Linked DNA regions of Homo sapiens: regions 1, 2, 3, 5 and 6 are each linked to region 4. The links are chromatin contacts, found by Hi-C or POLR2A ChIA-PET in ENCODE. All regions are on one chromosome and are shown on one strand. The core of a region is the stretch at or near the end of the contact, and the rest is flanking DNA. Distances in the headings are between cores, read along the strand shown.

Region 1 (3,450 bases), core at 741-3,240, 1.0 Mb before region 4:
CTGCCTGCCTCGGCCTCCCAAAGTACTGGGATTACACGTGTGAGCCACCACGCCCGGCCCACACATTTATCATCTTACAGTTTGGGAGGTCAGAAGTCTGAAATAAATTTTAGGGGCAGGGCGGGTTCTAGGAGTCTTTCTTGCTTTTTCTAGCCACCAGAGGCTGCCCATCTTCCTTGCCTCTTGGCCTGATCTTTTTTTTTTTTTTTTTTTTTTTTTGAGACTGAGTTTTGCTTTTGTTGCCCAGGCTGGAGTGCAATGGCGCGATCTTGGCTCACCACAACCTCTGCCTCCTGGGTTCAAGCGATTCTCCTGCCTCAGCCTCCCGAGTAGCTGGGATTACAGACATGTGCCACCACGCCAGGCTAATTTTGTGTTTTTAGTAGAAACGGGGTTTCTCCATGTTAGTCAGGCTGGTCTCGAACTCCTGACCTCAGGTGATCTGCCTGCCTCGGCCTCCCAAAGTGCTGGGATTACAGGTGTGAGCCAACGCGCCCGGCCCTTGGCCTGATCATTGTAAAGCCTGCTTCCACTTTCCCATCTCCTTTGACTTTGACCTTTTGTATCCCTTTTTCACTTATTAGGACCTTTTAAGGACATTGTGCCCACCTGGATCACCCAGGAGACGCTCCCCAACTCAAAATCATTAACTGAATCACACCTGCAAAGTTGCAAAGTCCTTTTAGCTGTGTAAGGCACTGTATTCACAGATCCTGGGGGCGAGGACGTGGGGGTCTAGAGACGCATATCTTCGGGGGCCATGATCTGTCTCCTATATTAGGGACATAGCAGAAGTCCCACTGACCAGATAGAGGAGACTTAATAGAGTGACGAAGAAACTGTAAAAAGCTAAGTGGGAACTCAACATTTTTCTGCTCACAGCTCTCAAGGGAAAGACCAAAGTCCTCCCCGGTGGCCTTCAAGGTATTATATATCACCCCTCTGACCTCAACTCCCCCTCCCCTTTGCTCAGTGGGCCCCAACCACACCAGCCCCTTCCTGCTCCCTGGACACCTCTAAGCCTTTTCCGGCCTCTGGGTTTGACTTTCCCTCCTAGACCCATCTGTCCTTGGAGTCTCATCTCCGATTCCAGCTCAAATGTCATCTTCTCTGAGAGGCCCACCGCAGTGGCCCCAGTGAGAGAGTATCCTCTCTCCCCGCCTCCCACCACATGGCTGCTGGTCACTCTCCTATAAGGAATCATCTGAAATTATCTGCTTTAGTTATTCATTTCTTGCCTGTCTCCCCCAGATAGGAATTTTCCCTCCCTGAGACCACCAACTGGGTCTGCCATGTACACCGCTGGGTTCTGCAGCTCTGAGCAACCTGTCCGGCTGCTTTGTAGGTGCCCAGCACAGGTCACTCCTGTGCCCGCCAGGACTGGTCAGAGTGGAACAGACAGGGCGGAGGGGGCAGGGCAGCCCTGCCCGCCTGGACAGCCTGGAGAAGGCGGGAAAACGAGGCGGGAAAAGACAGCAAACAAGCCCTGCGGGTGGGTAGAGTGGGGAGCCCTGGCAGGCCCTGACGCCAGGCAGTGGGGCTTGGGGCGATCGGGCGAGCCATCAGGGTGCAGGTGGTCTCCTAGGGGCCCCCCACATTCCCTCGCAGTATTTACACATTGATTCCGGCCTTCTTAGACCTACTGGTCAATGCGTGCGAGTGGGGGGCTGCGAACGGACTTGGACTTAAGAGTTCAGGGGGTCTGTACCCTGGGGGTCCCCAAGGCTCCTGGGGTGTCCACGTGCGGGGGGTGACCAGGCCCTGCCACGCAGCCCCTTTGCACGCTGGGCGCGCCCAGCAGAGCGCGCAGGGCTGGGCGGAGCCGTGGCCCACTAGGCGGAGGCGCCGTGGACAGAGGCGGGGGCGCCCCCCACCCTCTTTCTCGCTTCCCGCCACTGCGTCGGCCAATCAGGAGGCAGGCGCCCGCCCCCGGCACGGCCTCCTGCGGCCCCGCAACTCCCAAATGCCGAGTTTTCGCGGGAAAAAAATCAGAGCAGCTGGCAGCGCGGCGGGCAGCGTTTGCCGAGCGGGCGCTCCGGGTCGCACGCAAGTCCGCGCGGGGTCCGGGCCACGCACGCGGTTTCATCGCCATCCCCAGCCGGGCCACGCGCGCAGGCAGACAAGCTGTTCGCGGCGACCGGAGAGGTGAGCGGGCGGGCCGGGTCGGGGTGCCAGCCCGGGCCGGGCGCACGGGGCTCGGGAACTTTGCAAAACTTTCCCGCGCGGCCAGCCCGGGCGCACGCATGTCCCGCACTCTGTCCCGGGATCCAGGGCCTCCCCTTCCACCTAACCCTCGGGAATCGTTCCCCGGCACACATCCGGCTGGAGCCGGGACCAGCGCTGCGTCCCCGGAGCCCGGCGGGGGGTCGAGCGCGCCGGGTGGGGGAGGGCCTGGCGAGCCGCCGGGGAGGATGTCAGGCTCCGCGCCTGCGCGCGGGGCGCCCCGCGATTCAATTGTCGCGCCCGAGCCCGATTTCGCGCGCCCTGAGTTCCCCGGGAGCATCTGGGCCAATGGGGAGCGAGCGGGGCGGGGCGGCCGGGTGCTGCGGAGCCAATAAGAGGCGGCTCAAGTGAAGGGGGGCGGGACTTGACGAGCGGGGGCCCCCTCTGTAGTCCCGGCGGCGGGGGTGGGCGTGGGCTCGCTGGCGCGACCCGCGCGGGCCAGTGGGAGTGCGGGAGGGACGCCGAGGGTCCAGGGTTTGGAGGGGCGCGAGCTGCCGGGGGTTGGAGGTCGAGGTGAGTCGCGGGGCGCGCGCGCTCGCGGGTGGCCGGGACGGGGCGGCCGGTTACCATGGCCACCGCGGGGCGGGCCCGGTCGCGCACGCGCGCGGGGGGGGCCGGCAAGGAGGGGGGGCGTGGGCACCGAGGGGTCCCGGGGTCCGCGGATCTCGGGTGGGGTTTTTCCCTCTCAGTGGCACTTGGTTGAGTTCCCCCGGGACTTCTGAAGTTCCGGCCCGCGCTGGACTTCTGGGATTCCCTCTTCCGTAAATAGGAATCCGAGGAATGAATGAATCAATGAATGAATGAATAAACGAACCAACTCGGCCACTTGGCCCGGGCCTCCTTTCTCCTCTGGTCGTGGGGAAGGAGGGATGGGTTGGACCTTCTGCTTTTCTTTCAATTCCCTCTTTTCATTCTCCTTCCTCCTCAATCTTCAACACTTGGCTAGTCGTTAATGCCTTAAGTGCTTAATTTGTTGTGTCTGGTCCTGGCCAGGGTCTGGCTGTACAGGAGGACTGGAAGGGCATCCTGGGAGTTTCCTGGTGTCCACAGGCCGGACAAAAGCAACCCCGACTCCTTAGAGCATGGCATGGCTCAGAGGTGCTGGTAAAACTGATGGGGGTTTTTGCTGTCCCTCCCCTCAGCGCCGACACCATGTGGATCCAGGTTCGGACCATGGACGGGAGGCAGACCCACACGGTGGACTCGCTGTCCAGGCTGACCAAGGTG
Region 2 (3,401 bases), core at 632-3,131, 940 kb before region 4:
CATAAGAATTTAAAACACCCAGAGCTTCTTAAATTCTCCTTTGACTTCTCTTTTTACCAGTGTGCAGCTTTCCTTCTCTCCCCAAGGATTAAGTTCGTTTCTTCAGTTTAGGAGTACCTTTTTCTGTGCATTGACAAGCTTGTGTGCTCTTAACCTCATGATACCGGTTTCTGTGTGTGTTTCCATATTTATTTTATTGAGTACAGGATTCTGGACCACTGTCCCTAGCTCAGCGGTTGGGAGATATTTCATGTTTGCAAACAGATCGGCCTTCTCTTTTTTCTTTTCTTTCCTTTTTTGAGACAGAGTCTCACCCTGTTGCCCAGGCTGAAGTGCAGTGATCTCGACTCACTGCAACCTCCGCCTCAGCCTCTGGAGTAGCTGGGATTACAGGCATGCGCCACCATGCCTGGCTAATTTTGTATTTGTTAATAGAGACAGGTTTTTGCCATGTTGGCCAGGCTGGTCTCGAACTCTGGACCTCAGGTGTTCCACCCGACTCGACCTCCCAAAGTGCTGGGATTACAGGTGTGAGTCGCCCGAGCCACAGCACCGGGCCTGGCCTCCTTTTCAATTGCTACATAGTAAGTATTCCAGAGTACTGATTGCTATTAAGTTACTTCTCTAATCCCCCACTGATGGATAGTTAGTGCAAAACATTGGAAACAGTTGCAGACAGCCCTGCCGCCGGCATTCTTGAATTGTGTAAGCTCCAGACCTTTTTTCTGGGTACATCACCTCCAGGAAGAACTGCTGGCTGGGTTATCGGGTGGTGGATGCACTTAGAATGTTATTAGAAAATGTCAAATTGCCCAATTTACACTCCTGCCACTCCAAATGGGGGCATGCCTCACACCCCTGCGTGGTCCAGTACACAATGAATGCTCATTTTGTGAAGTCACAGGGTCAAATCTTTCTCCGTGCCTCATCCCACTTAATCCTTGCAACATTCTCAAGAGGCGGGTAGACGGGGTGTGGCCACTACCATCATATCCATTGCACAGTTGGAAACAGACTCAGCGAGGTTACTTTGCTGGAGGTCAACCACAGTGAGGCATGGGGCCCGGCTTAGCTTTGAATCCAGGTCAGAAAGCACCAAAGCTCATTCTCTCCCATACATTTTAGGGAACTCGGGGAGAGGGACCCTAACTATTCCGAAGGCCTTGCCCCTTGGCAAAGGTTTGTTGATTGTGATGGGAATAGACCTACGGTGGCGGGGTGGAGGCTCTTGCTGCTTTACCCTATGTTCTCGGTTCTCCTCCTTTGCAAAACGGATCGCTATGTCTCCTTGCTTGGCACTTTGCAAATTGGGGAACGCTAAGCCCACATTCCGGCCACGGGTTTCGAACCTCCAGCCTGCACGTTCCCGGCCGGTGCTGATGCTGTGCTGGGTCTCACGTACTCAGCCGCCGCCTGATAACCAGGGCGGGGCCCGGAGCTTGCGGGCAGTGATTGGCACCTGCCCCAGCCTGTCCGCGCCTCGGGCTGGCCCCTCAAGCCAATACTGGCTCCTCTCTGTGCGGTCGTCGGGCGGGCCCTGAGGCTCCCTTGTCAATCCAAGGCCCAGCTGCCGTCGGGTTGGTCGCGGCAGCCTTGGCTGGCGTGCGCCCCCTCCAATGAGAACAGAGCCGGTCAGCGGGCACGTGGGTGGGCGCCGGCGTGTCCCCGCCGGTCTGCCAATGAAGAGGCGAGGCCGGCGTTTGTCCCCGCCCAATCGCGGCGCGCGGTGGGCGGGCCGTGCGGTGTTGATGGGCCCGGCGGAGGGGAGGGGCGGAGCTGTCAGCTCCGGCCAATGGGCGCTCGGGCGTGGATCCGGCAGCCAATGGCAGTCGGGGCGGAGCTGGCGCGCGGCCTTATAAGCCCCCCCGCGAGCGCTTGCGGAGGGCTCGGTCGCCAGCAACCGAGCGGGGCCCGGCCCGAGCGGGGCCTGGGGGTGCGACGCCGAGGGCGGGGGAGAGCGCGCCGCTGCTCCCGGACCGGGCCGCGCACGCCGCCTCAGGTGAGCCCACGGGGAGGCCGCCCGGCCGTGTCCGAGCGCGGACCCCGCCGCCATGGCCGCCCCCGCGTCGCGGCTCGGGGCTGCGGGCGCGCCCGGGACTCGAGGCCCAGGCCTCGGGCGCGGCCTGCTCGGGCCGGGCCTCGCGCTTTGTCCGGGCCGGCGGGGCGGTTGGGGCGTTAACCGCCCGGCCCGGGGGCGCCCGCTGGTTTTCGGGCGGGGGCGGCGGGGCCGGACAATGGCGGGGCGCGCCCAGGGGCGGGAGCGGGGGCCCCTTCCCGGGCCGGGGGCGCGCGGGGGCTGGGCACAGACGGCCCCGGCGCCCCGCACAAAAGATGACAGCGTGGGTGGCCCCGGCCGGGCCCTTTTATCACCCGGGACAAGCCTCGGCCTATTATTATTATTATTTTTGAAAGAAAGCAAGAAAAAGGAAAAAGACCCCAGCCCCTGGGTAACCCCCGCCTGCGTTTCTGGCCCTTTGGGCGCCAGGGGGGCTAAGGGGAAGCCCCCCAGCTGGACACCCAGGGATGCCCCCTAAATGCCTATCATTGCTCCTGCACTGCCCCCACCTCCGGTCAACCTGCTATGCCTTGGTAGCTTCCAAACTTGCCCCCCTGTACGTACCCGAAACCCCCACCCCGCCATAAGCATATGCAATCTGGATTTTAGAAAAAAATCATCTTGCTATGCAACGGCAGCCTCCACGAGTCTCTCCGTCCCTCCCCCTTCCAGCCTGATCGCCATCTCGAACGAAGCCCCTGCTCTAGAGAAATGAATTGAGGAGTTGCTTCCGCCGAGACCCCTTTTCTGTGTCCCCCGTGGACATCCCCCTGGGAGCTGGGGACGGACTCGCTCTGAAATCTGCTTGACCTGGGGTCTGCCAGGGCCCAGGTCTGCGCTCAGTGGTGGCCATGACAATCAGGCAGGACGGGGGACTCTGTCCACCTGGGCACGGTGGAAGGTTTTAAGGGGCATGTTTTCCGCCCCTGGGGGCAGTGGAGGCATGGACTGCTTTTGGGTGCATCCCATCTGTTTGCTTGGGGGAGGATGCTTCTGTTTTAATAATTTACCAGCACCCTGTGAGGAAGTGTTCCCCGAGTTGTGAAACTAGTGAGAAGGTGGTTCAGCTCCGTGGAGCCTAGTGATCCTGTCATATGTGAAGAGCGTCTTTTTCCATGTGTTTCTGGCTGGGGCGTGTATTCAGCAAGTTCCTTTGGGTCCCACCGGGTGCCTGCACTGTCTTGGGATCTCTGGATACTGGACTGAATTCAAGGGATCGGTGCCCTGCCCCAGTCCTCTGCCTCAATGGCCATTTATCAGAATGTCCCCGGGCTGGAGAATGCTCCTAAAAACAGCACCAGTCCTAAAGCAGGCTCATTAGACGACTCCTATGGGCTTTTATCAC
Region 3 (3,250 bases), core at 482-2,981, 830 kb after region 4:
ACAGACCCTACCCCCTCCCTCCAGCCCCTTCTCCCGTCTTCCCCATGCCCTCCACTCACTGAATAGGAGCGAACTCTGCCAGACCGAACCCGGCTGAGACTGAACCCCACCTGGTGGGTGGAAAAAAAAAGGGGAGGGTGTGAGGGACAGTAGAGACCTCCCAGCTATCCCTTTCAGTAGCAATAGAAACCTAACCTCACATTTACTGAACACCTAACATGTGCTAGATCCCACACGCTCTTTTTCTTTTTTAGAGTTGGGGTGGTGGGTGGACCTCATTCTGTTTCTCAAGCTGGAATACAGTGGCAGGATCATAGCTCACTACAGCCTCGAACTCCCAGGTTCAAACGATCCTCTCACCTCGGCCTCCCGACTGGCTGGGACTACAGGCACACCTCACCACGCCCGGCTAATTTTAAAAACTTTTTGTAGAGACGGGGTTCTCACTATGTTGCCCAGGCTGGTCTTGAACTCCTGGCCTCAGGCAATCCTCCCACCTTGGCCTCCCAAAGTGCTAGGACTACAAAGCCTGAGCCACCGCGCCCCGCCTGTCCCCCAAGTCTTAAGAAAAGTGCCTAGCACATCCTGTGTAAGACATCATTACTCCCAGGTACAGATGACGAAACAGGCTCAGAGAGATGACGGGACTTGTACAAGATCACATGGGTAGCGGCAGAGCTGGGAACCCAGAACCGGGGGATTGCACCGTGCTCTCCTCCAGCAAACTCCTCAAGGTCCCTCACCAGCAGGGACTTCTCTTCTGCCTCCCGGAGGCCCAGCCGCAGGACGCTCAACTCCACCTCCAGAGAGCCATTGGTGTAGAAACCGAAGCTGTTCAGCTGGATGTCCGCTCGCTTCTCCCCCTGCCGGAGACCAAGGAGGCAGAGGCAGTTCAGACCTCTTTCCGCCTGCCCAGCCCCAGGGGTCTGGCACGAGGACCTCCAGAAGGGCCTCCTGGTACCCCTCTATTTAGGACAGGCCCAGAGGATGACAAGAGAAAGTTGAGAGGGACTTCCTCCCTGCAGGGGAAGGGTGGTCCTGCATTCTCCGACCTCTGTTCTGAGAACCCAGGAACAGAGATCCTGCGGCACCTGGAAGTCTCCCCACTGGGGTGAGCACCGCCCGGAGAACAGTTATTCACCTCGGCGTGCCTGACCTTCACCTTCCCGAAGAACTTTTACATTCCAGTTGAGCTCCCAGCAATATTTCAACAGAACCCCCCAAATCCCATTAAGTGCCCAGAGGACCCCACTCTATAGCCCCCCAGGACCCCGCTGTGCGGCTCCAGGGTCTCTAGCGCCCCAAAAGTGATTCCAAGAATTTAAAGGACTAAGACCCAGTTGGGGGGAAGGGGGGTGTAGTCCCCAAGAGATGGAGCCTCGCCCCCGAAGGGAGGGGGCCGACCCCAGCGAGGCGGACCCGGCAACTCCATCCGGAGGACCGAAGGGGATCCCGGGACGAGACCACTCCGGGCCCGGAAACGGGGGGCGCCGGACCACTCCACCGCCTCGGGGACGGGGGAGGGCGGACGAGACCACTCCAAGCCAGGGGGCTTCTCCGAGACAAAGTTGCGCCACCGACCCCAGACCCTCGCGCGGCGGGCCTCACCGTCAGCGCCAGCTGGTGGATGCGCCCGGAGCAGCCACCCAGCAGCAGCACCAGAAGTAGCCGCTGCCCCCACTCCGCGGGGCTCCCGCGGCCGAGCCCCCTCCTCTCGCTCACTGCCATCTCTGGAGCCACCTCCTCCCCGACTCCGCCTCTGGCGCCCAAGCCCGCCCACCGATGAGCCAATCGCCGCACGGCGGGGCCCGGCCTTTCGGAGTTTCCAGTCCGCCAACCAATCAGCAATTGCCTCTCCGCAAGCCCGCCTGCTTGCGTCACCGACGGACAGCACCGGTTCCGAATGGGAGAGCCGATAACGCTTAACCCCCAGCTCACTCTCACCAATCGCTATAAAGATTGTCCGGATGTGATTTAATGAGCAGTTTATCTAACCAATTGTCATGGATCTGATATCCGGCCCTTAAAGCGGAATTTCTCCACCCACTCTTAACTGTCCGGGACTACATTACCCAGAATGCAGCGGGAGCAGACAAGGGCCACAAAGCATTAAATAAACTACCTTTCCCAGTATCCCCAAGGACGGACTTCCTCTTCTTGAGCCAGGGATGTGGCTCCCAGCCAGAGCTGAGGCTTTTGGTAAACACACGCATCTGTTCAGGCCTGACCTGTTTTCCTAATCTTCCTGGTCCACAGAGAGGCCTAAAGCTGGCCTCAGGTTAAAGTTTGACCCTAGGATGACCTATGACCCCAGGCTGAGACCCCAGCCTTAGGCTAAGCCTTTTATTCCAGAGTGAGGCAATTGGAGCCCCACCCCCAGATTCCAGGCTAGACCGGACTCCGGGCTGAACTCTGACCCCAGGTGAACTCCCTCTCTGCAAGTTGAGTCCTAACTTCAGCCTGAAACTCTGACACCCCCTCGTCCCCCACACCACACACTGAGGCTTAATCTCTGGTTTAGGCCACCGATCTGGACTAGCCCTGACTCCAGATTGGACCTGACCCCTTACCGGGTTGCTAATCCTTCTGGTTAAGCCTCTGGCCTCTATCCCCTATCCCCACGGTGGTGCTGACCTGGACTGAACCCCAATTCCAGTTTGAGTCTCTGAGCAGAGGTGAACTCAGAACTTTGCTAGGCTGAGCCCCCATTTGAGACTAGCCACAGAACTCACTGGGTTCAATTGCCCAACTGCAATCAGACATTTTCTAGCTCAGAAGCCACCAGCAGGTGGGGCCAGGTCTCAGCAGAGACATCAGTCCCAGTGTGGGCTCCCAAGGCTCTCCTCCTGGGCTCAGCTGTATCTCTCTGTTCTGGGAGCCTGGGTGCTCTGTGTAAGGGGAACGTATACCCAAGGGCCCCCCTGCAAGACGCCCAGCCTTGTCTGAGGCTGCAGAGAAAGCGCCAAAGCCCGGAGAGAATGGGAGTGGGAATCCCCAGTGCCTCCTCTCCTCTTTCATTCCAGCACCTCAAAGGGATTTACAAGGTGTGAACAGACTTTTATGGGAGAGGTGACAGACTTCCCTTCTCCAGGGCCCAGATGGCCCAGATGTCTGGGGGAGGGGCGGAGTCGGAATCTCAGGGGCAGTACTGAGAATGAAACCAGGTTAAACTGGAAAATGGGCAGATGCAGGCGCGAACTGGAAGGCAGCTGGGGAAAGGCCTGGGCCTGGCGCCCCAAGGACGGCCTGT
Region 4 (3,320 bases), core at 1-2,500:
GGCAATACTGGTGGTGCTGTAGGCTTTGCGGTGGCAATCGGTGCCATCGGGGATATCCCAGTACTGACGAAAAACCTTCGGCGCCATAGCCCGCAATCTCGATCCCGCACCACGGACCCCGCCAGCTCGGGAAGCGCAAGGGCAGCCGCGGCTGGCTATCGCGAGACTTCTCGGGCTGCGCGCGCAACCTTTCGGGCTAGCGGGCCGGCAACAAGTGAGCAACTTTATTGATAGGCGCGGACATGGACATGGATCGCGCGCACGCGCCGGGGACCGGCCTGGAGGAAGAGAGTAGCACGTGCATCCCCAGGCCGATTCCTAGAGGGTGAAACTGAGGACGACTGCGATCAGTGCAGACAGATTTCGCTAGTCCCAGCTCAGGGAGTCCTAGGTTAGGGACTACTAGAGGCGGGGACTATCTACTAGGGGAGGGGCCGGGCTCAGACTGGGACGGGCGGGACTCCAGTTGATAGGAGCAAGACATGACGAAACAATGACTGGGGGGCGGGGCATGGCGGGGATGTGGCCACACCCAGTGTCAGAATCTGCATAGCGAGTGGTCATGCCCTGTGGTCAGTCACCAAGCTGGAGTCTGAGCAGCGTGCTACTGTTTTGGGCCGTGGACAGGATCAGGGGCGGGGATTATCGGGAAAGTGACCAATGACAATACGAGAAGCTCAGCGGGACGTGGCCTCTGTTCACCCCGCGGCTGTCCCACGCCCTAGGCCGGATGAAGTACACAGGCGCTTGACTTGGGGGCGTGGCTAGAATTGGAGGCATAACCTAAAAGGGACTTGACCAATCTGAGACTGTATAAGGGATGAAGGGGCGAGGCCGTGCCTGGATCTACCCCTGACAGGCCACAGGTTCGGGGGGCGTGGTCAGGCTTGCTGTTTCGCGGAGTCCGGGCCAATCCTGGTGTTAGCTTCCAAGTAGGGAGGGGACAGTATCGAAGGTGTGACCAATCTTGTTTCCAGAGCCTGAGTTGCGCGAGCCGCCAAAGGATGTGGCCAGCCTGGGGGCGTGGCTGTCAAGATCTTGTCCAATCCTAGAGTGAGCCCAAACTCAGGGGCGGAGTTTCATGATCCCGGAACCGGTGGTAGTGTTTGGGTTTGAGGAGAGCACGACCCAGCCCTCTGGGGTGGGGTCTAGCGGGGTCAGCGACCAATCGCGCCGAGGTCTAGTGGGGCGGGGCCCTCCCGGGGGCGGGGCCTGTGCCAGTTCCGGGCCGCCTGGGGGCGTGGCCGGGCCTGTACAGCAGCCTGGGCCATGTCGGCGCCGCCGGCCCTGCAGATCCGGGAGGCAAACGCACACCTGGCAGCCGTGCACCGGCGCGCAGCGGAGCTGGAGGCGCGGCTGGACGCGGCGGAGCGCACGGTGCACGCCCAAGCCGAGCGCCTGGCCCTCCACGACCAGCAGCTGCGCGCCGCCCTAGACGAACTGGGTCGCGCCAAGGACCGGTGAGGCCCGGGGCCGGCCAGGTGGACTTCACCGAGGCGGTAGGCGGAGGCAGAGCCGAGGCTGGAAAGCGAGGAAGGGCAGGGGGAACCGTGTGCACTTGTATAGACGCTAGACTGAGTATCGGATTGATAAAAACACCAAAAAACTCGAATTAGTAATCAGTATGTAAAGTTGCGAGAAGTGACACAGGTGTGGACCTCTAACTTCAAACAGGCCCACTTTCCCACAGGTGCTGAGCGACGCAGGGACCACAGACCGCCCAGCGTAGGCATTGGGAGCCATAGCAGGCTCTTCAGCAGGGGAGGAGGGGATCATATCAGCATTTTAACTTTTAAAATTTATTATTATTTTTTTGAGACGGAGTTTCGCTCTTGTCGCCTAGGCTGGAGTGCAGTGGCGTGATCTCAGCTCACTGCAACCTCCACCTCCCAGATTCAAGCGATTCTCCTGCCTCAGCCTCCCGTGTAGCTGGGATTACAGGCGCCCGCCACCACGCCCGGTCGATTTTTTGTATTTCTAGTAGAGACTGGTTTTCGTCACGTTGTGCAGGCTGGTCTCTAACTCCTGACCTCAGGTGATCCGCCCGCCTCAGCCTCCTAAAAGTGCTGGGATTACAGGGGTGAGCCACCGCACCCGGCCTAAATTTATTATTTTTGAGGCAGGGCCTCACTCCTATGCCCAGGCTGGAGTGCACCTCGACCTCCGGAGCTCAGGTGATTCTCCCACCTCAGTCTCCCAAGCAGCTGGGACTACAGGCGTCCACCACCACGCATGGCTTATTTTTTGTATTTTTTTGTAGAGACAGTTTTGCCCTGTTGCCCAGTTTGGTCTTGAACTCCTGGGCTCAAGCAGTCCTCCCACCTCACCCTTCCAAAGTGCTGGGATTACAGGCTAAGCCACCATGCCTATCTATTATTTTTGAGAGAGGGTCTTGCTCTGTTGCCCAGGCTGGAATGCAGTGGTGCGATCTCGACTCACTGCAGTCTCACCCTCCCTCCTCAGCCTCTCAAGTAGCTGGGATTACAGGCGTGCGACAGCACACCTGGCTGATTTAAAAAAAAAAATCCTTTAGAAATGGGGTCAGACTATGTTGCCTAGGCTGGCCTTGAACTCCTGGGCTCAAGTGATCCTCCTGCCTCAGCCTCCCGAAGTGCTGGGATTATAGGCACGAGCCACCATGCTGGCCCATATCAGCATTGTTGAAGAGTCCCTCTGACAGCTGAGGATGAAAGAGATGAGACAGGCACCCAGGGAGGTGGGAGGAGCTGGGTCCCAGGTGGGAACTATTACTTCAGAGCTAATTGGACATATTCATTTTTACCGAGCACCTGCTCTGTGCCAGGCACTCATTCATTCGTCTTCATTGAGCACCTACTGTGTGTCAGGCATTCTGCTGAGTACTGGAGCACATCAGTAAGACTTAGCCTTGCCCATTGGGTATCCACAGTCCAGTGGAGAGACAGACATGTCACTGGGCAGTTACATCATTGGTGGCCAGCGGCCATGATGGAGGGGCATATGGGGCTCTGAGGGATCTCAGAGTGAAGGCTTCCCAGAGGAAGAGCCTACTAAGAATAGGTGGGAAAAGATAATGGAAAGGAACGAACTGCAGGAAGAGTGAGGGGACGAAATGAGGGTTCTCATAAGAAAATGCCATAAACTGGCTGGGTGGTGGCTCACGCCTGTAATCCCAGCACTTTGGAAGGCTGAGGCAGGCAGATCACCTGAGGTCAGGAGTTCGAGACCAGCCTGGCCAACATGGCGAAACCCTGTCTCTACTAAAAATACAAAAAAATTAGCTGGGTGTGGTGGCACACGCCTGTAGTCCCAGCTACTCGGGAGGTTGAGGCACGAGAATC
Region 5 (3,657 bases), core at 805-3,304, 550 kb after region 4:
TGGGGGGACCCCTGACTCACTGGGGTCAGAGAGGTGGAACTGGGAAATACTGGGGGGGCTTCTCTGTTCTGTAAATGAATGAAGGAATCCAGGGGTAATTGTAGGGGTCTCTATGCCATGGGGGATTGAGAGGCAATATCCACAACCCAGATGCTGCTATGAGGGGATCTCTGTCCCACAGGGGACCCAGGAACAGCATAGGGTATCTTTGCCCCATAGAAAAATCTAAGGGTAATTATCGGGGTTCTGCCCCAGTAGGGAAAGGAGGTGGGATGGGCTGGCTGGGCCTCGAACCACCTAGCTAGGGGGTGAGGAGTGCTCCTGAAATAGCCTATGAGTCATCGGGGAGAAGCGGCCCTCCCCCTCTCCTCCTAGCGCTGCCAGTTCTAACCCCACTGATGTCTCTAGGGCCCCCACAGCCCTATCCCTTGGGGCCTGCAGGCAGGTCGCCCGACCTTACCATCCTGGTTCCGGTCAAGACTGTGAAACATGAGCAGCAGACGCTGTTCCCGCTCCTGCAGATAGCGGGAAAATTCCTCCAGGTCGAGCCCGCCATCTGGGTCAGCATCACCCTCAGAGGAGATACCCTGACAGAGGGAAAGGGGATAGAGGTGGCTCCAGGAACCTGCTCCTGATCTGGAGGGGACGCATGTCACCTTATGCCTTAGGAACCCAGAGCCCCCAGCGCCTTGAGGAAGGGGATAGAAGACGTCACCCCACTTCTCCCTCAGTCAGCTAACTTCTCAGCCAGATCCCTACAGCCACCACAGGTCTGTGCGGTGGGTGTGAGTGGTCTAGTTTTCCTGGTGAGCAAACTGAGGCTCTGCAAGGTCAAGTCACCAGTTCAAGGTCACAGAACCAGGAAATGGTAACCTCAGTTCTCATCTGTAAAGCCTGTCCTTCCAGCTGTCTCTTGTTTTTAGTTTTTGTTATTTTTTTAGGTATCTCATTCCTGTTGAACCCAGCTGCCTCTTAAAAAACCCTGTCCACATGGGGGACCCAGGGGTTCCCTTTGGAGGAAGCCCTGGGCGATGTGGGGCAGGAGAGAACCAAGCGGAGTGGCTGAGGCCTTGGTTTTTCCCATTTGGGAAGTGGGAGGTTGGACTGCTCTCAGGGTTGCTGTGGTTCTCTTAGAGCGATCTGGGGCTACAGGTGTGGGAAGGACCTGCAAAGTGGAGGTGGGGGCAGCGGGAGGAAAGTCTTGTTATAGGTGCATTCCCAGCTGCGGGTGACCGCAGACAGGATTGGGTCCCTGGCTGGGGCAGCCCGGGACAGTGAGCCAGGCCCGTGAACGGCCCATGAAAGGGCAGGCCAGGGAATGTAAACACAGGGATCGGGGCAGCTGCAGGCCAGGGCAGTAGGTGCCCAGAGGATGGAGGGTGTGTCTCCTGGAGGTGAGAGCAGGGCACGTCATGGGCTGTGCAGTCTGGAGGAGGGTGTGTCCCGGGCAGTGGGCAGGAAAGCGCCCCCATCTCTTCCCAGGCAGACGCCCCCTGCCCCGCAGCAGGGGGATCGGGTGTTGGCCGCGGAACTGCAGGCTTGGGGCCTCGGCGTCCCTGTCTTGAGCGATCCCGTTAGGCCAAACACGAGTGGGTAGGGGGAACGAGACAGAGACACAGGTTCTGGAGTCCAGCCACAGGTAGTCCCTGGTGGCTCCGGCCGCCCAGTTCAGGGGCTTGGGTAACCGGGAGCGGGCGGGGCCGGGAGGGGAGGAGGTCCCTGGGGGTGGGGGTACCTGTTGGGCGCCGGGGTCTGGGTTGCCCCCGCCCAGCCTGGCCAGCCCCTGGCGCAACTCGTGCACGTCCACGCGGCCATCCTTGTTACTGTCCAGCTCCTCGAACAGGCGACCCCAGCGCTGCCGCCGCTCCGCGTCGCCCGGGCTCCCCCGCATGGCGCCCGCCCGGGGGGGAGGGGAGGCCCGGCAGCGGCGGCCTCAGTGGGGGCTTCGCGGCTCCCCCTCCCCCCCCGGGACCCCGCAGGGTCAGCTCCCGCGGCCGCCGGCTCCGCAGCCTCCGCGCAGTCCGCTCGGCTCTGGCACTTGCGGGAGGTGGTGACGGCTAGCCGTCGCCGCCCGCGCCAGAACTTGCGTCTCCTCCCCCGACCTGCATTGGGGGGAGGGGACCGAGGGCGGAGCTGGGGGCGTGGGGAGGGAATGTCTGGGATGGTCTGGTATTGCACAGCCGAGGAACACCAGAGTTCCTTCTGGGAAGACGGGCTAGGGAGCTCAGTGGTCTCAGGTCTGGTTTCAGAGTTCCGCCTCTGCGTGCCTCAGTTTACCCTTTCCCCCTTTGCCCAAGGGGGCAAGGTAGAGCGCTGTCGGGGATTGGGTTTCATAATCCCCTTCCACTTGACCTCCCCGCCACACCCACTAATCTTCAGGAACTCAAGTTCTCGCTTTTCCCAGACGCACGCAAGAACCGTGCACCATCTCGCTCGCTCTCTGCCCGCCCGCGCCTTACACCTTCCCCGCTCGGCCGCAGAAACAGAAGATCCAGGAGCGATGCTCTCCCACTGTCCCTTCTTCCCGCCCGCGCGCTTCCTTTCTCGGTTCCCACTCTGACTGGGAAACAGAAAATCAACGCGCGGCGCGGCTGCAAAGTCGGTTTCCTATTGGTCAGCGCCTCCTGGGCTGAGCCCGCCCGCCCCGCCTCTTCTCCCACCTAGGCGGGGCCTCCCCGCAGACCCCCGACTGCCTCCAGCCCGCAGTCCCACCGCCTGCCAGGAGATCTTAAAGGGGCCGCGGCCGCAATCAGACGCTGAGCGGCGTGGGGAGGGGGTGGCTCAGTGACCCGGGCGCGGGGTTGAGGATCCCAGTGGTCGAGCGCTGGAGGCAGGGCCCCAGCCTGTCGCACTCGCTGCACCTGCGGAATGTCCCTACTGCTAGTTTCGGGCGCAGTTTCTCGATCCACCATTAGGGGGAAGGGAGCCCAGACCACTTGACAGCGAATACTCGATAACAAATCTCACTTTGATTCAGTGCTTTGCACATGCCAGGGCTTTTACTCACCTCTCGAGTCGTCTTTGCCAAAACCCTATAAGGTAGGTGGTACTGGCGTTCGCACTTTGCAGATAAGGAAGCGGAGGTTAAGTCATTCTCCCCAGTCCTGATGACCACTAAGGGGCAAAACAGGGTTTAAAGAGATCTGGGATCCTTAACCATCACTCTATACCCTAGAAAGAATTAATTATCTTTTTTTTTTTTTTTTTTTTGAAACGGAGTTTCGCTGTTGTTGCTCAGGCTGGAGTGCAATGGCGCGATCTCGGCTCACTGCAACCTCCGCCTCCCGGATTCAAACGATTCTTTTGCCTCAGCCTCCCGAGTAGCTGGGATTACAGGCGCCCGCCACCAAACCCAGCTAATTTTTGTATTTTTAGTGGAGACGGGGTTTCACCATGTTGGCCAGGCTGGTCTCGAACTCCTGACCTCGTGATCCGCCCGCCTCAGCCTCCCAAAGTGCTGGGATTATAGGCGTGAGCCATCGCACGCAGCAGTGAGTTTTTTTTTTTTTTTTTTTTTTTTTTTTTTTTTTTTTTTTTTTTTTTTGAGATGGAGTTTCGCTCTTATTGCCCAGGCTGGAGTGCAATGGCACGATCTCAGCTCACCACAACCTCCGCCTCCCGGGTTCAAGCAATGCTCCCGCCTCAGCCTCCCAAGTA
Region 6 (3,286 bases), core at 304-2,803, 780 kb before region 4:
CTTGTTCTTGTGAGTTTGAGAATCCAGGGCACCAGCAGGTGCGGGCTATGCGTGGAGTGCGTTGAGGCTGCCGCCATTGTCATTCACTGCTGTCTCCAGACAGGGGATGGGGTGGCACTCATCAGCCGGGCACCTGAGGCTCAAATTATGTCCCACTTTGTCTCCCATGCCTGGTCCCTCCGGGAGACAGAACCAGGCAGCCAACCAGGGAGGGCTGTGGGGAAGCGGGACTTGGGGCCATCCCTGTCCTTGGAGGAGGAGGGAGAGAGCCCTACAGTGTGGCCCTTGGTGAGAGGACAGCCCCCGGGAGGCCTAGGGGACGATGGTGGCCTCAGCTCCCCACCCAGCCTTGCCTCCCGAGCAGAACCAGGGCCTGGGGCGGTCACACCAGCCGCCCCTCAGCTCCCAGGAGGCCCCGTTGGTCGGGGGAGGATGCCAGCCCCTTAGAGAGGCGGGGACTCCCCAGGGACCCTCTGAGCAGGCACCTGTGGTCTCGTGAGGACAGCCCGGCTCTGTGTCTCTGGCCCCACAGCCCTGGCTGGAGTCCCCTGTGCACAGAGCTGCCTGTTGTGTGTGAGGACAGCCCAGCTCTGTGTCCCTGGCCCCACAGCCCCGGCTGGAGTCTCCTGTGTGCGGAGCTACCTGTTGTGTGTGAGGACAGCCCGGCTCTGTGTCCCTGGCCCCCACAGCCCCGGCTGGAGTCCCCTGTGTGCGGAGCTGCCTGTTGTGTGTGAGGGGTGGGTGGGGGTGCCGGCTGGGGACTCTGATGAGTGTTTCCTCCTCGCCTCCTTCCCCAATTCCTCATGTGTGCACTGAGTGGCCCTGCAGCTGGAGGCCGTGAGGCTGTGTCCTGGCATCTTCCTCCCTCTCCTGAGACCATCGATGCCCCAGGTGGGGCCCTCCTGGGCCAGATCCCACGCCAGCCCCTGCCCTTGAAGTTGAACCCGGCTTGGGAAGCCGGCCCAGCAGTGGGGGGCCTGAGTCCCAGTCCCCGGTGAGGCTGGATGGGCACCGCAGCCTGCAGTCCTGAGTGAGGCTGGGCAGGCGCTATCATGGACGAAGGAATATTGGATTTCCTTAGGGGAACAAAGCTGTTTGTCCTCAAGTGCCTTTTACACACGCAGGACAGTGGCTTTCCTGACAGGCGCTCGGGGTGAGGCGTGCGGCCTCTGCAGCCTCCCCGGGCTGCTCCAGCTTCCAGCCCTGGTGAAGCTTCCGGCCCCTCCCCTCTGCATCTCCACGCCTCTGCTCCCAGCCTCCCAGGGAGGGGGTGCCTCCCCTCTGGCATCGGCAGGGAAAAAGTATTTCTTCCCACGCCAGCCTGTCTGCTGTGTCCAGTGTTTACCTCCCCTGGCCAGATAACAGCTGAGGGGCCAGATAACAGTGGAGGCGGGGGGCGGGGGGGGGGGTCATATAACAGCGGGGGGCCCGGATACCAGCGGAGGGGAAGACTGCGCTCCCTGCAAGGCCAGACAGGACCTGGGGGTGTTCCAGGCTCCCCTGCCGGGGTGGAGGTCAGGGAGGAGCCCGGCCAGTGCCCCCAGTGCCCCAGAATGCTCAGGACTAGCAGGGGTGGGGGCCAGGGCAGTGGCGGGGGCTGCCTTCACCTTATGGCTGCTCGCCTGTCCTTCTTGAGAAACAGGTGGGCGTGTGCCTGCCAAGGACACCGTGGGCGGTCCCCCAAGCCTGCAGATGGAGCTGGGTAGGGTGTGGGGAGGAGAGCTGGAGCAGGGAGGGCAGGGCCGCCTCCACTCCTGGGGGAGGCTGTGGGCTGGGGGCCCCTTGTGGGAGTGTGTGGGGCAGTGTGGCTTCCTCCTGGCTGCAGGGTCTGTTGGGGGAGGGTCCTCACTTGACCCTTACTGGGGTCAGTGTGGGTCAAGGGTTAAGTGTCACCCTCGGCCCTTGGGAGCCTCATTGCTGAGGGTCTCAGCGCTTACCACTGGTCCTGGCATCACGGACTGTGGAGCTGGGGGCAGCCCGTGGTGGGTTTTATAGCAAGTGGTGAGATGTGGGCGCTGTGCTCCAAACCAGACCCCGTTAAGTGCCACATGGTCAACAGTTTAGTGTGCAGAAATGAATTTCCTTCTCTTAATTTTTCCTTATTTTTCCAGCCTGTTGGGGGAGGTGGAGGTGGTGAAATGTTAGCAGTGACCAGTTCATCCTGATCTGCTTGGGACCTTCCAGTTTTAGCACTGAAAGCCCCACAGCCCAAGAATCCCTTGGATATCAACCACGGTTCCTCCTTCCAGAATGTCCCAAGAGCCTTAGGGCCTGGAGACACACAGGTGGGGGCCTGAGCCCCTGTCCCCCTCCTCCAGATGGAGCAGGCAGGGCCCCAGGGCCCCAGGGCTCACGGTGTTCTGGGGTCCACAGTGTGCTGTGCGGCCAGGCTGGTCTTCCTCGAGGACAGGGCTCCAAGTTGCCGTGCCACAACTTACCCTGAGTGCGGCGGCCCTCAGAGGGATTGCCCCGGCACGAGCTTCCCACAGCCCGACACAGAGCGCCGCTGGGCTCACATGGAGCTGTGTGCAGGGACAGGCCCTCCTGGGCACTCCAGGACAGAAACCTTTCCCAGCATCTAGAGGCCCCTGCATCCCTCAGCTCGAGTCCCTTCCTCTCCCTTCACAGGCACAGCGCAGCCTCTTCCAGTCTCTCTCTGACTCTCACCCTCCCGCCTCATCTTGTGAGGGCCTTGTGAGGACATCGGGCCTCTTGGATCATCTAGGATCACCTCCCATTTCACTCAGTCCCACCCACAGAGTCCCCTCTGCCAGAGTCCCCCATGTCCCTCTGTCATGTCCCACATCCACATGTCCAGGAGAGTTGGGACCCGCACGCTTCTGGGGGCTGTGATTCAGCCAGCCAGGCTGCTCATCCCAGTTTTATTTTATTTACTGCAAACCCGTCCTGGCCCCAAAGTAAAATGCCACCAAACACATGAGTCAACTGTCCCCTCCCTGTCACCTGTCAGGAAATCTCCCCATTGCTGGCCCCGGGGAGTTCCACGCGGAAGGGTGTCGGGCCCCACAGGCCCATCTGACGCTTCCTGGTTCGCTCATGTGACCGCCAGGTTGGGGTTCGTTGATTAAGATTTTGTGCGTTGTTCAAGGTTTTACTTTCGTCAAAAGCAAAACCTTAACGTTTCTACATCAACAGTAGAAATGTACGTAATTCGGATACACGAGAACACAAAAAGTGCTTCTCCCCCACCTCCACCGGGAAAGTGCCATTTGGTACGGCCCACCCAGGTGGGAGCCCAGAAGACAGAGCAGCCTCCCCTGGCTGG

Evidence for each region. Hi-C counts contacts between places; a loop is a spot of excess contacts on that map. ChIA-PET counts read pairs that join two places held with the same protein, here RNA polymerase II (POLR2A). Pooled maps may share reads with other maps.
Region 1: a pooled map shows a loop between it and region 4 (11-fold over the local background). The contact joins the promoter of UHRF1 here to the promoter of VMAC in region 4. A Hi-C loop is called at or near these places in 7 of 50 pooled maps. POLR2A ChIA-PET finds 5 or more read pairs at or near these places in 2 of 52 experiments (A673 and activated CD4-positive, alpha-beta memory T cell).
Region 2: a map of B cell shows a loop between it and region 4 (16-fold over the local background). The contact joins the promoter of KDM4B here to the promoter of VMAC in region 4. A Hi-C loop is called at or near these places in 2 of 168 maps with a recorded cell type or tissue (B cell and naive thymus-derived CD4-positive, alpha-beta T cell), 4 of 37 single-sample maps with no recorded cell type and 11 of 50 pooled maps.
Region 3: a map of ascending aorta shows a loop between it and region 4 (4-fold over the local background). The contact joins the promoter of GPR108 here to the promoter of VMAC in region 4. A Hi-C loop is called at or near these places in 5 of 168 maps with a recorded cell type or tissue (ascending aorta, breast epithelium, gastrocnemius medialis and 1 more), 6 of 37 single-sample maps with no recorded cell type and 17 of 50 pooled maps. POLR2A ChIA-PET finds 5 or more read pairs at or near these places in 1 of 52 experiments (H1).
Region 5: a loop to region 4 is called in a map of B cell, with 25 times the contacts of the local background. The contact joins the promoter of SLC25A23 here to the promoter of VMAC in region 4. A Hi-C loop is called at or near these places in 2 of 168 maps with a recorded cell type or tissue (B cell and CD8-positive, alpha-beta T cell), 1 of 37 single-sample maps with no recorded cell type and 12 of 50 pooled maps. POLR2A ChIA-PET finds 5 or more read pairs at or near these places in 4 of 52 experiments (B cell, CD4-positive, alpha-beta T cell, H1 and 1 more).
Region 6: a pooled map shows a loop between it and region 4 (25-fold over the local background). The contact joins the enhancer-like site here to the promoter of VMAC in region 4. A Hi-C loop is called at or near these places in 2 of 37 single-sample maps with no recorded cell type and 6 of 50 pooled maps.

The regions. Positions count from the first base shown.
Region 1 is chr19:4,907,511-4,910,960 of GRCh38, forward strand. UHRF1 (ubiquitin like with PHD and ring finger domains 1) reads left to right here and starts at 1,991. Exons shown (of 17, transcript NM_001048201.3): 1 at 1,991-2,145; 2 at 3,366-3,450. The coding sequence starts at 3,376. It also overlaps a transcript of ARRDC5 not described here. RefSeq lists an enhancer at 1,024-1,930 and silencers at 1,750-1,829, 2,330-2,849.
Region 2 is chr19:4,967,232-4,970,632 of GRCh38, forward strand. It overlaps KDM4B (lysine demethylase 4B), which reads left to right and starts at 1,882. Exons shown (of 23, transcript NM_015015.3): 1 at 1,882-1,999. RefSeq lists silencers at 1,346-1,445, 1,756-2,055 and an enhancer at 3,322-3,371.
Region 3 is chr19:6,735,849-6,739,098 of GRCh38, forward strand. It overlaps GPR108 (G protein-coupled receptor 108), which reads right to left and starts at 1,732. Exons shown (of 18, transcript NM_001080452.2): 1 at 1,609-1,732; 2 at 744-863; 3 at 60-110. The coding sequence starts at 1,728. MIR6791 (microRNA 6791) reads right to left here and starts at 930; the gene lies at 864-930. RefSeq lists enhancers at 1-83, 607-756, 2,197-2,256, 2,389-3,157, 3,237-3,250 and silencers at 547-701, 1,067-1,228, 1,377-1,546, 1,647-1,706.
Region 4 is chr19:5,903,622-5,906,941 of GRCh38, forward strand. It overlaps VMAC (vimentin type intermediate filament associated coiled-coil protein), which reads left to right and starts at 1,251. Exons shown (of 2, transcript NM_001017921.4): 1 at 1,251-1,460. The coding sequence starts at 1,270. NDUFA11 (NADH:ubiquinone oxidoreductase subunit A11) reads right to left here and starts at 169. Exons shown (of 4, transcript NM_175614.5): 1 at 1-169. The coding sequence starts at 87. RefSeq lists enhancers at 1-247, 57-351, 925-1,044 and a silencer at 1,085-1,434.
Region 5 is chr19:6,457,738-6,461,394 of GRCh38, forward strand. It overlaps SLC25A23 (solute carrier family 25 member 23), which reads right to left and starts at 2,055. Exons shown (of 10, transcript NM_024103.3): 1 at 1,736-2,055; 2 at 461-587. The coding sequence starts at 1,891. RefSeq lists silencers at 1,807-1,866, 1,917-2,056, 2,567-2,746.
Region 6 is chr19:5,127,463-5,130,748 of GRCh38, forward strand. The region is part of intron 11 of KDM4B (lysine demethylase 4B); the gene reads left to right. Among named protein-coding and RNA genes, the nearest start is that of PTPRS-AS1, 49 kb to the right of the region's middle. RefSeq lists enhancers at 1-36, 1,112-1,647, 1,648-2,185, 2,186-2,722, 2,723-3,259 and 1 more and silencers at 1,166-1,330, 1,574-1,623, 1,654-1,703. Within about 2 kb of position 1,554, at least 18 of the 41 ENCODE cell types and tissues checked have a DNase peak (open chromatin) inside an H3K27ac peak, as active enhancers do.